3 separate regions of the Mus musculus genome follow, and all the other regions are linked to region 3. The links are chromatin loops, found by intact Hi-C in ENCODE. Cell type or tissue: heart. All regions are shown on one strand. Links, peaks and the distances in the headings refer to the core of each region. The heading gives the core; the rest is flanking DNA.

Region 1 (5,812 bases), core at 1,224-3,723, 180 kb after region 3:
ATAGTTGATTTACAAATCCAAAATGAGGTTTCCTCTCTGCTACTTGTTAAAGCAGCAAGAGGCGGGTGGGACAAGAGACTTAGGGATGGCTAGCTGGATGGGCTTGAAAGCTTTCCACAAGATCCTGAGAGTGGAAGTAGAACTAGTAAGTATTTTCTTTAGAAATAAATAATTACTACACTTAATATGGCACTCTAATTATTTTTATTGTATTTAGCTAAATGGCTTTGCCTAAATTTCAGTAAGTTACGAATATTCAAGGTCCTTGGGGGAAATTTAAAATCTCAAAATAGCCTAGAAAAATGGCTACTATATTTACAAAGTATTCACTACCCTTTAGTTGATATTTTCTACCCTCCCCAAGACTCCCTCCCTGCCCCTTATTTTTTAAGACAGGGTCTCTCTGTGTTGAGCAGTCATGGCTGTCTCCTTTTGTAGACCAGGCTGGCCTCAAACTCACAGAGATCCTCCTGCCTATGCCTCCAGAGTGCTGGGATTAATGGTGTGCACCACCACCACCCAGCTTAGTTAGTATTTTCATTATTTTTTTTCAAATGAGTGAACTATTCAAGTATAGGATACAAAATTTAAATTGACTTTATAAAACCTTACCAGCCTAGTTCTTTCATTTTTGAGTGATTTTGTTATTTTATGTATATGGGTGTTTGGCTCTGTTCATTCATACCACTTGTGCCCCTGGTACCCAAAGAGACCAGAAGATGACATTAGATCCCCAGGAACTGGAGTCACAGATGGTTGTGAGCCACTATATGGATGCTGAGAATCAAACTCAGATCCTTTGGAAGAGCAACCAGTGTTCTTAACCACAGAGCCATCTCTCTAGCCCCTGTCTACCTAATTTATAAAGGCAATTACAATAAATATTCTGAATATGTAGGTTACTTATATGGGCCTCAGATTCACCATCTATTCTTCCATTCTCCTAGCTTAATGTTTTAACTCTTAAGAAACACTCCCATAAAATATCTCTTGAAGTTGTATCCTTAGGTTCTATTCTTCAGTTTAATTTATAGATAAACTAGTTAGCTAACATGGAAAGCCACCTTTAACTAAATGTTTGAACTAAAGTGGAGTTTGATTTTTCACTGAATTGGCCTTAAAGTTACTGTGTTGGTATGGCTGTGTTATTTACCTGGTCACCTTTTTAAGCGAAAGAAAAACTCACACATGCTTTTTGACAAATCCTTTGGTTTCTACTTAAGTCTTTTATTTTCCCTTGACATTGTTTATTAAGGATCACTTATGTGAGGGAAAAACAAGGTATCTTTGGGGAAAAGATGCTACAAGAGGATTGAAACTAGAATCCCATCTAAGCAATTATAAATACAGGAGAAAAAATATTTTCATTATGCCCGGGAATGGGGAGGTGCAAAGCTGGATGAGGTTCCCTGGCAGGAAATCCTCTGGGGAAAGTCAAAGCTGAAGATTCCTTAATGCTAATGAGACTTTAGACTCAGGATGCTGAAGATGTACCCTGGACACCAAATGATTATAAAGCAGCATCATAATGCAGATAATTATAATATATATGTTTCTAATTACTGGCTTTCAAACGGAAAAAAAGGCAACTAGTTCATGTGTTAGAAGCATTATTACTGACCAGGCATCATATAACCTGAGCTAGTAATCTGACCAGAGAGAATCCCAACTGTCTCAAAGTAACTTGCTTCAGTATATCCCTGAGGTTAAAACTGTGTTACATTTTACAATTAAATGGCTTCTCCTCCGTGTTCCTGATGAAGGATTTCCTCCAATAATTGCCTGAAGTATTGTTCAGTGTGGAAGTAATTTACTGTTATTAAGATGCAATAGGATTATTGAAAGTGACTATACTAGTAAACTTTTTGGTTGTAAATGTGGAAGGTTGGCTGTGTGGTTAGAAGTCAATCTCAGAATCCCACTGGAGATCTGGATCTGAACTGTTGCCTCCTCTGAGTCCACATTTCATGACTTGGATTTGTGCTTGGTTTTGTGTCTCTCTTCAGTAATCCTCCAGAGATCCTAACCATGGTGTTACTTATATACAAGCAATAAAAGGTTGTACCATAACATTATATAATTTAGTTGGAGCTTGGTAAGGCTTCTAGCATTCAGCATTGCCATGTGAACACCTGAATAGAAGATGGAATTTGGAAATGTAAATGCTTTGAGAACTCTGTAGGTAGGAACTGACATGGAGTTGGAAGATGCCTTGCTGCTCTGTGGCGCCCCCTTGTGGTAGATGTGGTGCTGCCGATGTTTATAGGATTCCAATTTGCATTGGGCATGCTTGTTTACATAAAACACTCATTCATCTGTGTAAACATGCTTATAGAGTTAGTGTAATTCTCATGTAAGAAATTTGCTGTGCCTATTTCATTTGGTTTTTACGTGTACAGAATTTTTTTGTTTGTTTTTGGTCTTTTTTTTTTTTAATATATAGTGATGTATTGTTTAACTTTTATGGAAAATTCCAGACAGACTCAGAAGTCAAAGTGCAGTGCTCATTACCCAGCTCTAAAGGAACCAACATTCTGTTGATTTTGTTTTATCTACATGACCATTCTGGTGTGTTTTCTAGCCAAATTGAGGCCTCAAATCATGTTGTATCTGTGAAACTGTAAGTTTAGACATTGCTTTAAGCCAGAATTCTGGGGTGAAATAGAGGACTTGTTAGCAGTTCCATCGTCAGCCTTAGAAGATGGCTGGTATCCTCAATTCATTGGGGTTGCAACCTAAAATTTCCAGGGGACAGAAAGCCAGCAAGTGGCTATTAGAAACACATCCCACTGCTGACAGGCTTTAAAAGCCATTTTTGCTTTTCAGATTTTTGCAATTAAGACATACTTTATTCTTCCTTATCTCTCTTTTCGTCATTCTAAAGAAACATTCACTTCTAAAAGTTGACTCTTGTTTACTCAGTGTAATTGGTTGTCGCCTGTTAAAATTCCATTTGTTTTCACGTGAAACGATTATGTTTGATAAGCCAGCGTTAGAAATTGTATCCAATTTAGCTGATAGTGAAAATCCTAAGAGGAATGATAAAATTTGTTGATTGTAGACATTAGAAAACAACCCCACATGGTAAAGTTGTGTCATAAGCACAGAGCCTGGTATCCTGGCCGATGGTATGGTGGCCCTCTGGAGGGGCAGAGAGTTTGCAGCTGGCTGGGTGGGCAGGGTTGGCCCGAGGGCCTGACTGAGTGGAGCCACGGTGGGTGTCAGGTTACAGCAGGCAGAGTGAGCGCGGGGACTGCCTGATCTGGAGAGTGGCTTTGTAATTACTGTGCTGATTTGTTAGGGAGGCTTTGTCTTACTTACCAATTAGCATGGATGTTACTGCAGAGACCTCTGAAACCCTGGGTAGGCTTTAGTTTAAAAATAAGACCTTCCAGATCCCGACGGCCTCACGGTCTGTCACTAGCATGGGTGGAAAGGGGTGGGGTGCTGTTGTCTTTCCCTGTTTGTAAGTGGCAGAGCTTCTCGCCCTGTCGGACTGTTGCTCCCCTGGGCCAGGGACTGCCACTGGTGTCTGAAGATTGCCTGATGCCACCCCCCACCCCCACCCCCAACCCCTGCCCCCATCATGTACCTTCCTGCCTGGCGACAGCCCAGGACAGGGAGGCTGCTCTGTTTCTTGTAGCTTCCCTTAGGATTGTGCCAGCATCCCTGACCACCACTTCCTTAGCAGTTCAGTCTTTCTGGTCTCTTTCTTGTGCCTTGAGGGGAAGTTGGGCTTTAAAAGCTTAGCCATGAGCAGGTTTCTTAGTGTGCTGTGTTCTTCTGGGTGTGGTGTGTTACGTGTGGAAAGCTATCTAAGCCAGTATGGTTTCCCATTAACGCAAGATGGGGTTTTTCCTCACTGCCATACTGCAGGGAAGGCCAGGCTAGTGTTCTGTCGAGGACAGAAGCTCACTTCAAAAGCAGGATAAGGAACAGAGAAAATTCCATTTCAGAAATTGTTTCTGCACAATTTCTCTCCAGCCCCACTTTAGCCACTGTTGACAAAGTGCAACTGGGGTTGCCCCTGGGAGGGGTCTCACTCTCACTAATAAAAGAATGTGAGAATGAGTTCAGCTAGAGTTAAAAGAAAACCCCCAGGGTGGGGTCATTGACAGCTACCCACAGGAGGGGAAAGGAGAGAAGGGACAACGCCTCTCCTCGGGAGAGCAAGGAGCCACGAGGCAGGGAGGAAGGCTTTAGGAAGAATGAGGAAGCCCAGGTATCAGACAAGAGCATCCTTAGCTTCTGACCAGCATCTGAGAGAGAGGGAGGGAGAGGGAGAGAAGAGGAAGAGTGTCTTTGTGACTTAGGCCTCAGAAATGGCAGCAGACCCAGTGATCTCGTGGTGGCCAGGACGGACTAGGCTGAGGGCAGGAATGACAAAGAAGAGTACAGTATCTCATTAAGAGAAATAGAGTCTTCTACCTATCTTTTTGGCTGTTTGAGACAGGCTCTCACCATGTAGTTAACCCTGGCCAGCTAGGAACTCCCTATGTAGACCAGGCTGGCCTTGAACTCATAGAGATCTGCCTGCCCAGTGCTAGGATTAAAGGTGTGAGCTGACTTTCCTAGAGGTGGTCCGAGGACTAGGTGATTGGCTAGGCACAACTGGGATAATAGGTCTCTATTCAGCTGGAGGTTATATTCACTTGCCAGAAGGAATTTTCCCTTATTGGGCTTTTACTGCCCCTCCCGGTCTGTCTCTGAGACTGAATTCTACCACACAGTTGATTGAGTTAGGAACATGCTTTCCCCTGCTACTCACTCAAGGGAAACTGTTACAAGTCAAGAGCCTAGGCCTCTGGCAGCACCAGATGCAGATGAGAAATCTCGGGTGTTCTCTTGGGAGCCTTCTCTTCCCTCTTGGCTCCTTTTTTCTTCAAAAGTAGTACATTGGGGTGGGTATGGATGGAGAGATGGCTCAGAGGTTAAGAACATTGGCTACTCTCCCAGAGGACCTGGGTTCAGTTCCTAGCACCCACATGATGGCTTACAACCATTCATAATGCTAGTTCCAAGGGATCTGGGTCCTCTTCTGGGTGTCCTTGGGCACCTGGCAGGCATATGGTGCACAGACATACATGCAAGCAAAATATCCATAAAAATAATAAAAAGTAGTAAGTTGGTGTAGAGGCCTGGTGTGGGATCAGCATTGCCGGTGGTCTCTCAGCAGCCTACGGTCACACTGGATCTGTACAGGAAAACAAGGGGTGTGTCAGAGTATGCGGTCATCCCTCAAGAGCTACATCCCAGTGCTCCTCCTATCACTTCTTTGGTCCACCTGAAGGCTTCATAGATTGCTTTGGCACTGTAATTGACTTTTGAAAAATCGTGTGTTGGGGCTGGAGAGATGATTCCAGGGTTAAAAGCTCTAGTTTTCTTCCAAGGGACCTGGGTTTGGTTCTTAGCATCCACATGGCAGCTCACAGCTGTCCGTTAACTCCAGTTCCAGGAGACCTGACACCTGTTTTTAGTTTCTTTGGGCACCAGTTGAGCAAGTGGTTCACAGACATACATATAGGCAAAATACCCATACACATAAATTAAAATTAAATCTTTTTTAATTTAATTAAATTAAAGAAGAGAAAACATGTCACTTAATTGTGCTATACCCCTGGAAAATGTAAACTGAGTCTCTAAGTCCAAGAGGAAATGTGTACCAGACACCCATCAGTTCACCTTGGGGTGTCTCACGGTGACTGTTGACTGCCTGCACCCCATCCCGGATGCTAAGCATGTACACATTTGTCCTGCAGCATTGCCGCCCATCCTCCGTCTGATTACCAGGTGCCTCTGCTCACTCTCAGGT
Region 2 (5,812 bases), core at 1,224-3,723, 78 kb after region 3:
AGAGCATTGGGTCTCCTGGAACTAGAGTTATAACTGGTTATGAACTACCATGTGGCTGTTAAGAAGTGAACCTGGGTCCTCTGCTAGAGAAACAAGTGCTCTCCAGTTCCCAGGAGACATCTCTGATGTGTAGTTATAAGGAGGTATACACTTTGTGGTTTAGGCCATGCTACAAAGAAGCCAGTTATTCTCACAGATGGAAACAAGTGTATCAAAGATGAAAGAAGCCTGTGTCCTAACTTTAAACCTGATATGATCAAAAATTTGCTCTTAGGCCAGGCAGTGGTGTCACATGCCTTTAATCCCAGAACTCGGGAGGCGGAGGCAGGCAGATTTCTGAGTTCGAGGCCAGCCTGGTCTACAAAGTGAGTTTCAGGACAGCCAGGGCTACACAGAGAAACCCTGTCTCCAAAAAAAAAAAAAAAACAAAAACAAAAACAAAAACAAAACAAAAATAAAATTAAAAAAAAAAAGAAGAGAAGAGAAAAGAAAAGCTCTAGGGCCTGGGGAGGTGGCTCAGTGGTTCAGAGCATTTGTCGATTTTGTAGTGGACCTGGGTTGAATTCCCAAAATGCACAGGGTGAGTCACAGCAATTGATAACTTTAGTTTCAGGGGATCCAATGACCTCTTCTGACATCTGAGGGCACTGAGCACAAATTGGCACACATATATACACACAGGCAAAACATTCACACATAAAATAAAATGGACGAATCGAATCTAAAACAACGTCCCAGGTCTCACAGACATGCAGACCTGAGTTTAACTATAAAAAACCTCAGAAACTATATAAACCCAGGCAAGCTATCAGAGGTCTTTAATCACAGACTTATCCTACGATAAGCCCCCCCAGAAACTTGGCTGATGCAGGGATAACCTGGTATATGCAGGCATGAACACCAAAGAGCCCCTATTTCAAACAAGGCGGAAGGTAGAGACTGACACAGACGTTGTTCTCTGGCATGTGTGTGTCCACACTCACACAGATGAATCCCCACATACACGTGTATGCACACAAATAAACAGGGTCAGAATTTAGCTTAGTGTTAGCGAGTACTTGCCTAGAAAAGCACAATGACCCGGCTTCGGTTCTCAATTCCAGGGGGAGCATGAGAAAGAAAAAAAAAAAGATTAAAATGTAATGAAAAAATTAAAAACCAAGAAAAATTTTGTTTTGTTTTAAAACAAATAAAGATATTAAAATCTTAACATAAAGATATGCTCCCCTACCCCGCCCCCAAGCCAGGTGGTGCAACACTGAGGAGCAGAGGCAGGCAGAACTCTGAGTTCATTAGAGTCTTGAAAAAACCAAACCAAACCAACCAGACCAAAAAAAAAGTGCCCCTATCCCTGGCTTTTCTTGCACATTCGCTTTTTTATTGTAGGCAAATACACCAGACAGTCCAGCTGACTGGATCTGAGAATAACCCTTGCAAATGGAATTCAGCATCCTTTACAGGGGCAAAATGCTATAAAAATCTTTGGTTGTTTCCAGAAGTCCTTGAGTTCTTCAGGACTTAGGACAGAAGAAAGAAAAGGCAATGCAGATGTGCTTAGCTGTAATAGAAAAATATAAGGAATTGGATAAGTGAAGAGATAAAAATAAAACCAATACGTGGAAACAGGCAAGGGGACCCCAAAGTTATCAGTGAGAATGGAGGAAGAACCACAGGGTGGAGGGAGGAGGGGAGAAAGAGATGGTGTGCCATGGTGTGTGTGTGTGTGTGTGTGTGTGTGTGTGAGAGAGAGAGAGAGAGAGAGAGAGAGAGAGAGAAACTAAGACAGACAAAGACAGAATGGGGGCAGGAAGAGAGACTAAGTTTCAGGAATAGGCAGAGTGAAGAGAGGTGCCTGGGTGGGGGAATCCCAGAAGAGGCCATTTTCAAAAATTCCAGTGGAAATTCCAACAGCCACGCTACAAACACACACAGACCGTGTAATGCACTGTGGCATGTATTCTGTCGAGGCTAGAGGGAATTCTTCCGACCAGAGCAGAGAGATTGTACGTTTCACAGATCTCAATTGCTCGGTAGAGACTTAGACTCGCGAGGAACCCAGACGTTCGTGTCCTTTGCGGCTCCAGACCTTTGGGTTATTGTTCTTCCTTCTTTGCCCCGCTGAGTAGGATCGCGTGGGGGCTGCCTGTGCTTCGCTTGTGAGTCTGAAGAGGCTCTGCGTGCGTGGTCCGTGCCCCTTTTGCTGTGCCCTTTCAGACACTCTAGCTCTGCAGCTCGAGCCCCGCCTGCCCACGCCCCCTGCAACCCGCCCTCCCTTCTGCCCACACCCCCTGTAGCCCGCCCTACTTCTGACTACGCCCCCTGCAGCCCACGTCCCTCCTACCCACGACCCCTGCAGCCCGCGCTCCTCCTACCGACGACTTCTGCAGCCCGCTCCCCCCCACCCCCCGCCCCAATCCCGGCCCAGGTCCTCTATAGCCAGCGCCCCCTGAAGCTCTCACCTCTCCTGCCCACGTCCCCTGTAGCCGCACCCCTCCTGTCCACCACCCCCCCTTCAGCTGGAGCCCCTTGCCCGCTTGAGAGGAGCAGAGCTTGCTACTCCGTGACTTCCCTGGGCTCTTGAGCTGCAGGAGGGACCCTGTGACGCATCCTCCTGGCATTAGAACACATCACCTTCTATTTATAGCCACTCCTCCGACCGCAAACCTTTTGGCTTCCTCATCGTGCATGAAAATTCTCATCAAGAACCAAAGATTCCAACCTTCAGCAGCTAGGAATCCTATGCTACCCGTTCTTCTAGTTCCAAGTAGAAACGCTGCAGGTCTAATGGTTTCTCTGGCGCAGGGAATCCCTAATCTTCTAAAGCTTTAAACTTTCGCGACTTTATTTTTGCATACGTTCAAAACATTTCTAGTGAATTTGATCGGTCTCTTGCAAGTTCATGAAATATTCTCTAAGAATTTAATCAAGCCAAGCAAGCACTAAACTGGCTGAATTTTGGGGAAAGATGTTTCTAGGTGGTTTTCTGAATCTGCTAAAATCTAACAGTTCTAAATGTAACATATATTTGGAAGAAGGGACACTGTTATATATTTCAAACAAACGGAAAGATTTTACTTTTATTTTTAATTGTGGCTTTTAGATACTGATTTTATACTTTTATATGTTCATTATTCATGTAATTATACGTGGTTATAACTAATTCTTACCTAGTCACATTGAAGTTTGCAGTAACTGGGACCGAATTTTTAAGGCTGTAATTTATTTCTCATAATTCTGCTGTTTCCCCCATCAATCTAAAGAGGAAGCCTGACCATTGACTTGGCTTCTACTCAGTTTCACTTTCTCAACAGCAGGAATTCCAGAGTAGATGGCCCTTTAGATTTAAGAAAGAGGGCTGGATAAACATACCTAGTTATGGATTTATTTTTAAAAAGCCTAGCAAACCACAGCTTAATCCGTACAAAGGTAGATCTGTGACCTCAAAACACAAGCAGAAAAGTGTACAATGAGCCGTTCTTGCTAACACATAGGCTATGAAAGTCTTGCAGCTATGGAGCAGTTTCACTGTGGACAGTACCATTTAAGGACTTTAAAAAGACCACCACAACAACTGTTACATGCATTATAAAACAACCTTTTAATGACATGACCTTGTTAGGGACAATCTGGTAATATCTATCACATTTTAGAATGTGCATATGGAGGGACAGTTAAGAGCACTGGTTGCTCTTGCAGAGGACCCTAGTTCAGTTTTCAGCACCCTACATGGCGGCCCACAACCATCTATAACTCCAGTTCAACCTGATACTCTCTTCTGGTTTCCCCAGGTACTGGGCATGCATGCAGTGAACACACACACACACACACACACACACACACACACACAAACGCATACACATGAAAAAAAAATTAAGTTTTTTAAAAAGTACATATTCACGGAGCAGCAATTCCACTACAGATTTCCTAAGCAGAGCACATGTGAAATCATATCTGTTGCAATGCTTACCCTAGGAACCGACTAGAAGCAATACAAATGTTCTATACCACGGCACATCCAAATTAGGATTTGTTTTGTAGGCCTGAAGAGTAAAACCACTCCTTTAGTACTGACATGGAAGTGACTCCAAAATACAGCAGTAAGAAAAGTACAAAAACTGCTTGATGCAGACACATCTGTGGTTTCAGGTAATCCAGAGGCAGAGGCAAGAGGAACACTAGAGCCCAGTGATTCCAGTCTAGCTTGGTCAACACATTAAACTCTGGGGGGAAAGAGAGAGAGAGAGGAAGAGAGAGGGAGAGAAGGAGAAGGGGGGAGAGAAAGAGAGAAAGAGAGAGAGGGAGAGAGGGAGAGAGAGAAAGAGAGAGAGAGGGAGGGAGAGAGAGAGAGAAAGAGAAAGAAAGAGAAAGAGAAAGAAAGAAAGGAAGAAAGAAAGAAAGAAAGAAAGAAAGAAAGAAAGAAAGAAAGAAAGAAAGAAAGAGAGAGAGAGAAAGAGAGGAGATTTGTTGGATGTTTGTGTTTGGTTGGTTGGTTTGATTTTTTTTAAGACAGGTTTTCTCTGTGTAGCTTTGGCTATCCTGTAATTTGCTCTGTAGCCCAGGCTGGCCTCAGCTCTTACAAATGCTGGGGCTAAAGCACCACCACCACCCCCAGCATTGTTTGTTGTTGTCATTTTGTTTTTTGTTTTTTTTTCTTTTTTTAAAAAAAGATTTATTTATTTTATGTATATGAGTACATATACATAGCTGTACTGATGCTTGTGAGCCACCATGTGATTGCAGGGAATGAAGGTTGCTCGCTCTGGTCGCCCCCGCTGGCTCCGACCTAAAGATTGATTTATTATATCTAAGTACACTGTAGCTGTCCTCAGACACTCCAAAAGAGGGCATCAGATCTTATTCTGGATGGTTGTGAGCCACCATGTGGTTGCTGGGATTTGAACTGAGGACCTTCGGAAGAGCACTCAGTACTCTTAACCGCTGAGCCATCTCTCCAGCCCTGTTTTTTAATGAAGAGTTTAAGGCTACCTTGGAGTGTATGAAGAAACCCCATCTTACATATTCACAAAGAACAAAAACAATATGCAGTACTATTATTTACATTGGAAAGATAAACACTCATGTATATGTTAACTTCAATATACTTCATGTACATGAAGCTAGCTGAAGGGTTTGCCTCCTGGTAGGAAACTGAGAGGAAGGGAATGGGGTTGGGAGAGAAACTTACTTTCTATTATCTGTCCTTTTCTATTTCTGAAATGTTTCACAAGCATCTGTTGAAATTTAAGCTAAAAGTACTTTATACTTTCTTTCCAAATCTACCCAAGTATGCTAGGTCCTCTCTTTAGCTTATAAACGTGTTAATCTTTAGAGGCAAATCTTTGGATTGGTCTTTTTCTAGACTGTGAAGCCCTCGGAACACACTGCAGATATGCAGTGTGTGCATTCTGAGCTGCCATTTTGGATAAGTTTATTGTGAAACCACAGAGAGCCACAGTCCCCTCCTCAGTGTTCTTTACCTAGCTGCCCCACCCTGAACCTCCGTAGAAGCGCTATGCGGAGAGGTTGCTAGAACTGTGTCATGAGCACAGTTGAAAGACAGAGCTGTGTGCATGTCCCCTCTTTATACCATGGTGTGTTGTGGATGGGATAACGACAGACTGACATCCATTATAAAATAACTAATTGAGACTTTTAGCTCATCCATTTTACATTGCTGCACACTTAAAAGAATGGATGATTAGTCAAGTTTAAAGAGGTTGATACATATCTGTGGACAAACAAATGTTTTGGGTCCACTTGTATATGAGTAATTTGCATATAGCATTTTCCCAGAGACTGCAGAAAAAAAAAA
Region 3 (5,812 bases), core at 2,241-4,740:
AGTTGTAGAACTCTCTCTCAGTTCCTCCTACAGCATGCCCGCCTGGTCGCTGCTATGTTCCTGCCTTGATGATAATGGACTGAACCTCTAAACCTGTAAACCACCCCCAATTAAATGTTGTCCTTATAAGAGTTGCCTTGGTCATGGTGTCTGTTCACAGCAGTAAAACCCTAATGCACTGGTTGCAATCGCAGGTTATTACAACACTCCGAGATGCGTGGGGAAGCAGAGGCAGGATGGCAATTCTCTGTGATCTGAACTCCCTAGGAAGCCATCATTAGAACCTGGGGTTCACTGTCAACCCTGAATAGCTGAGGGCTGGGAGAGAGCATGGAAATGCTGGGGTGCCTCCTGATGAGGCGCCCCAGCCTTCCTCCACTTTCTAGTGACTAATGTTGGCAAAGAGGATCGCCCCTCCTCCCAGTTCCTAGGAATATCTTAACTTCAGCCACCATGAGTTGACTTGGCTTGAGAACAGAGCAGAACACTCTCACCCAAAGAAAAGAGAAACTGCCAGTTGAGGATCCCTTATCAAAAAGGCCAGGGACTTTCTAGTCCCTAATATTTGGATTTCAGAGTACTTCCGATTCTCGAGTGTTTGTATAGACTTCACCAGTTGACCTAAAATGCTCCAAAATTCAAACTTTTCCCCAACAGTTTTAACTACTCTGAGACAGGAGGATCACTTGAGCTCAGGAGTTCAAGGCCAGCCTTGGCAGCAGAGCAAAAACAAAATCTCTTTCATAAGTTTCAGAATTGAGAGCATCTTGAAATTTTAATCTGTTCAGCATTTGTTAACATGAACCCCAAGTCACTAAAGATTTTATTGAGGGGCTGGTGAGATGGCTCAGTGGGTAAGAGCACCCGACTGCTCTTCCGAAGGTTCAGAGTTCAAATCCCAGCAACCACATGGTGGCTCACAACCATCCGTAAGGAGATCTGACACCCTCTTCTGGAGTGTCTGAAGACAGCTACAGTGTACTTACATATAATAAATAAATCTTTTTTAAAAAAAAGATTTTATTGAGCCCTGGGGTGGGGGTGGGGGTGGGGGTGTTCTTACTGTGATAAAACTCCATGGCCAAAAGCAACATGAGGAGGAAAGGGTTTAGTTCACCTTACGGCGAATCCATCACCAAGGGAAGCCAAGCAGGAACCTGAAGCAGAAACTGGAACAGAAGCCATGGAGAAATGTTCCTTACCCACTTGCTCTCCATGGCTTGCTCAGCCTGCTGTCTTATACCAACCACGCAGGGCTATTTATCCAGGGGTGGAAGCACAATGGGCTGGGCCTTCCCCATCAATCACTAATTAAGAAAATGCACTGTAGACCTGCCTACAAGCCAATCTGATGGAGGCATGTTCTCAATGAGAGTTCCTCTTCCCGAATGACTCTAGCTTGTGTCAAGCTGACATAAGACTAGCCAGCACAGATACCTCCATGCCAAGCTCTGGGTTAAATATTAGAGCTAGTAGGTTTAAAATTAAACCAGGGTGCAGGCCCAGGAAGTGGAGTCTGGGTAGACATTAAAGTCTCAGAAGTGCCTAAGTCTTCCCCACAAAGGACAGAGGGAACTGAGAGGTGAGTGTCTGTGAAAGGACCCTGTGAGTGACATACATGGGGATGGGGGAGGGGGGTTTCCTCCACAGCGATGTCCCGGGGTATGAGTTCTGATGCCCTTCTAAACACAGGCTAATGGGGCTTGTGTTCTGCATGTGGCTCCGTGGCCACTCCTATTTACAGACAAAAACCAGAAGCCGAGAAGCCACCTCTCATGCCCAGACGCCACAGGAAGAAGAGCCAGCAGCTCTCCTCAGGCCTGTCTGACTTCAGTCACAGAGAGCCTGTGACAGCAAACTGGTCCCAGTTCCAGACAAGCAGGCTTCCACGAGGGACCAGGAAAGCACTGTCGAGGCCACTTCCCTGGTGCCTCCACTAGTCATATAAATGCCAACGGGCACCAGGGCTGTAGGCAATGGGGTCTGCCAGTGCTGGCAGCAATGGCTGTGTTGGTGGCCTCAAGTCACAGGAGGGAGCCAGCCACCATTTTGTGAGCATAAGGCTGAACTGGACACTAAATGGCTGCAGTCCTCCTGTCCTTTTGGTGTGAACCTTAGCCTTTAATGGCTGAACCATCTCTTTAGACTGCAGCTGCTGTCTTCCATAGCTCCTTTGTAGCAGGAGTTGAAGTGTCTTTGCTCAATCCCATGTCTGACTTGGCCTTGTGACTTAACCTCCCTGAATATGTAAGCATGTCTCAGTTCCAAGCCCGGGGTTCAAGAAGTCTTGTAGCTAGCTTTTGCACTTACATCTTTGGCAATGGAAAGAAGCCTGAGAGAGACCCAGGCTGTTGAATGGGGCACATGTGATCCAGTCACGGTTTCACCTTAGGTGACAGCCAAGCACCAGCCGTGTCCTGCCAGTTCACCACGTGACACATCAGCAAGCTGTAGCAGAGGCAGGCTGGAAGGCTCACCAGCTGGCCCGCAGACTCTGGAGCAAATAAATGTTTATTGTTTGAAGCTACAGTTTAAGCCAAGGGGCGGTGGCCTGATTGTGTGGCAATACAAAACTGATACAGCAGGAAAGCACACGAAAGAGAAGGAAGGTGTGAAGTTGGAGGTATTCCCACCAGGCATAAATGGAATAAAGAGGGACTCAGAGGGAAGGCAAGGAGAGCCTGCCTGAGTTCAGTGTGGAGTGGCCAGAGAAGAGAAATTCCAGATAGAGAGGAGGCTGAGAGCAATGAGCACCTGTTAACAGGGGAAGAGGGGCCTCAGCTAGCGGGGTGGCTGCATCCTGCCAGACTGAAGTACAAAAAAGAACTGAGAGAGCCCCCTACGGATCCCCTGGGGTCCTGAGTGCCATAGGAGAGGTCCAGACATGCCAGTGGGCAACTGCAGGCTCTGGACTGGGATGGGCATGTTAATAGTCTACATTTTAGTGACTGCGCGTGAGAAAGGCAGAGAAATGTGTAGGGGCCACAAGGGACAAGCACACTCAAAACCAGCAAGAAAATAGAAGGTGGCCAGAAGGTGGGGACCTTTAAATTGCACTGGTATTGTAAGTACAACGATGGTTAAACATGACTGTTAAATGTCACCATCCCAGAGCACAAGCATGGAGTCCAGGCTACTCCAGAGGATGCGGACGAAGGATTGCTTGAGAACACGATTTCAAGACCCCTAGGCAACATAGCAAGACTACCTGCATTTAAAAATAAACAAACAAACAAACAAACAAACAAACAAATAAATAACATCAAACTGTAGGTAACGGGTGGCACTGTGTCGGGAAGATTTCAGGGATTCATTGAAAATGGAAGGAGGAGCCCTGAAGGATGGCCCAACACTTAGGAGGCAGAAGCAGGTAGATCTCTGAGTTTGGGGCCATTTGGTGTTCTAGGACAGCCAGAGCTAAACACAGAAAGCCTGTCTTTATGAAGACCCCTTTCCTTTGTCCTTGGCGTTTCTCAGAACTTACTGGACACTTTCACTCCCTTCCCCAAGCTGTTGCAGTTTCTCCAAAAGCTTCAGGTTCCCCTGGCTCTGGCGCACAGCTCTCAGGCGTGCAGGGATTGCAAGGCCACGCTCTGCCTCCAGAGGGCGCTGCGCCGCCGCCTGGGGGAGCGACTGACCAGGGATATTGCAAGTGTGTTTGTATGTGTTCTTTAAATACGGCGCCTGCATCCCGGGCCCCTTCCCGATTACGTTTCTTATCCTGCTCGCATCTGTCTAGTGGAGAATTTAGCCGAGCCTGAGATGAGGCTAACTTCAGCGCAGGTGGGACGAGCAGGGTTTATGCAACAATGCAGAGCGGTTCCAGAACGCCCCCGGCTAGGGTGTCCCAGACCGAGTAGTACCAACAACCATAGGGAGGACCCTGTGGGGATCGCGACCCCAGAGCCTCACGGCTCGAAAGTCATAGAGACCTCAAGACCCAATGGCCTCTGGAAGCTCTCTGGAGATACCTTGGGAGTTTCCAATTGATAACTTGTTTCAGTTCTTAAAATAAAAACAAAGCCGGGCGTGGTGACGCTTGCCTTTAAACTCCGGAGGCAGAAGCAGGTAGATCGCGGAGTTTCAGGCCAGCCTGGTCTACGCAGCGAATTCCAACACAGCCAGGGCTACACAGAGAACCCCTGTCTCAGGTGCTCAGGCATGGGGACTGGAGGTTGGGGGTACGACCCCAAACCTAAGTAGCCCAGGGAGATGTCTCAGTCACTATTCCCCAGCAGGAAGCTGCGACACTTGGAGCCTTTGGGATTGGCAGAGTTAAAATCATATAACCCAGGATGCCGTGGACTCTTTTTTTTTTTTTCCAACCCCGACGACGATGGAATTTGGAATTGGGTAGAGGGGGCTGGGAAGGCAAGAAGCTGTGATCGGGATGCATCCTTAGGGTGGGGGTCTGGAGAAGTCGGTGTTCGGTCACTGGGTGAATAATAAAAGATGCAGCCCTGCCTGTGAGCAGTTTGTGTGATGTGTTCCGGAAAGATCTAAGTGTGGCAGAGGGTGAGAGCTGAGAGTTAGCAGGCTAACCCGTGTGTAAGAGTGCCTTCTGCGCGTTCAGCAATCCCTTAATTACCTAGGGAGACCTTCCGAAACAGGAACTCAATATTGGTCCCTAAAAGGTTGGGTAATGGGTTTTCCTTACTTCTGAAATCCAAGGGGATCAATCACTGATTCCCCATGGTTCCCAGACTCTTCTGGATGTCTTTGTCTTCTAAAAATCCTAGGCTCCCACGAGAAAGCACTTAGTTAAGGATGCAGAGATGCTGTGTACCCCTCAACCTATTAATCATCCTGAAACCTTTGCTAGGAATTTCCTGCTCCTTGATCCGACCTCCTCAGCAGCGCGGCTAACTCAGACCTGGGGAGGAATGCTTAGAATTGCTCTCGCCTGTCCATCTTCTATTTACCCCGCCCAGTCTTCTGTTCACAGCCAACCCCTGGGAAGCAGGGAACTCTCTGGCTTCCCTCTCCGGTCCTGCAGTAGCCATCCTGAGATGGCACCATCTTCACAAATTGGGTTTCTGTGTTCCTTCTCCAGTGAGTGCTTATATCAAATTCAGTGCGTGCTCAGAGTGCACCAGGCCGTCTGATTGCAGCCGGCCAACACCCACCTTTTTTATCGGATGGAGCTCAGAACCTCATACAGGCTAGGAAGGCACTCTACCAGTGTGCTACAGTCCAAGCCTAGTATTTAAAAAACGTTTGTGTATGTCAGCAGTTCTCAACCTGTGTGCCGTGACCTCTTTAAGGGTCGAATATCAGATACCCCACATATCAGAAATTTACGTTACAGTTCATAACAGCAGCAAACTTAGAGTTATTGTATGGTTGGGGGTCACCACAACATGAGGGACTGTATTAAAGGTTGAAGCACGGGGGAGATTGAGAACCACTGGTGTGTGTACATATATATTTAAATGTGTGGGTATGTGGTGTCTGTGTGTTCGTGTGGGTACACATGCATGTGTGTAAGTACCTGAGGAGACCAGATCAGTGTCCTCCTCCATCACTGTCCACTGGAGACACGGCTCCTGTGAGTATCACTATGAATTGTCAACTTGACAGAACTTGGATGGAATCACCTGGCATACCTTAGAGGGTGTCTTGATTGACATGGAAGATTTTGTGGTTCCCTGGGCTTGGGTCCTGGACTACATAAACAGGAGGGAGCTATCTAATCCTGAATATCCATTCCTCTCTTTTTGCTGACTGCAAAGCAATGGGCTCAGCTCCCTGAAGTTCCTGCTGCTCCCCAACCATGATGTAAATTAATGTCACTTTTGTCAGAGCATCAAGG

The links. A loop is a pair of places that touch in the nucleus more often than their neighbours do. Peaks named below come from ENCODE experiments on the same cell type or tissue, not always from the same donor. Only the 100,000 strongest peaks of a DNase experiment are listed, where the experiment ranks them.
Region 1: a loop joins it to region 3, with 6 times the contacts of the local background. A loop is called at or near these places in 32 of 42 quality-filtered maps.
Region 2: a loop joins it to region 3, with 2.5 times the contacts of the local background. A loop is called at or near these places in 18 of 42 quality-filtered maps.

What each region holds. Positions count from the first base shown.
Region 1 is chr11:20,636,804-20,642,615 of GRCm38, forward strand. All of the region lies in intron 1 of Sertad2 (SERTA domain containing 2), which reads left to right. Among named protein-coding and RNA genes, the nearest start is that of Sertad2, 7.7 kb to the left of the region's middle. In heart, for the core only: a CTCF peak has its summit at 2,234 (motif pointing left); DNase peaks (open chromatin) are centred at 2,238 and 3,228; H3K4me3 peaks cover 1,012 bases; H3K27ac peaks cover 630 bases.
Region 2 is chr11:20,530,135-20,535,946 of GRCm38, forward strand. No RefSeq gene overlaps it. Among named protein-coding and RNA genes, the nearest start is that of Gm32142, 55 kb to the left of the region's middle. In heart, for the core only: no CTCF peak of the experiment used is centred there; DNase peaks (open chromatin) are centred at 2,327 and 2,567; H3K4me3 peaks cover 1,547 bases; H3K27ac peaks cover 1,541 bases.
Region 3 is chr11:20,451,573-20,457,384 of GRCm38, forward strand. Gm39606 (a long non-coding RNA gene) reads left to right here and starts at 1,504. Exons shown (of 2, transcript XR_872284.2): 1 at 1,504-1,582; 2 at 1,745-4,463. In heart, for the core only: a CTCF peak has its summit at 3,603 (motif pointing right); a DNase peak (open chromatin) is centred at 3,739; H3K4me3 peaks cover 1,304 bases; H3K27ac peaks cover 1,118 bases; H3K27me3 peaks cover 804 bases.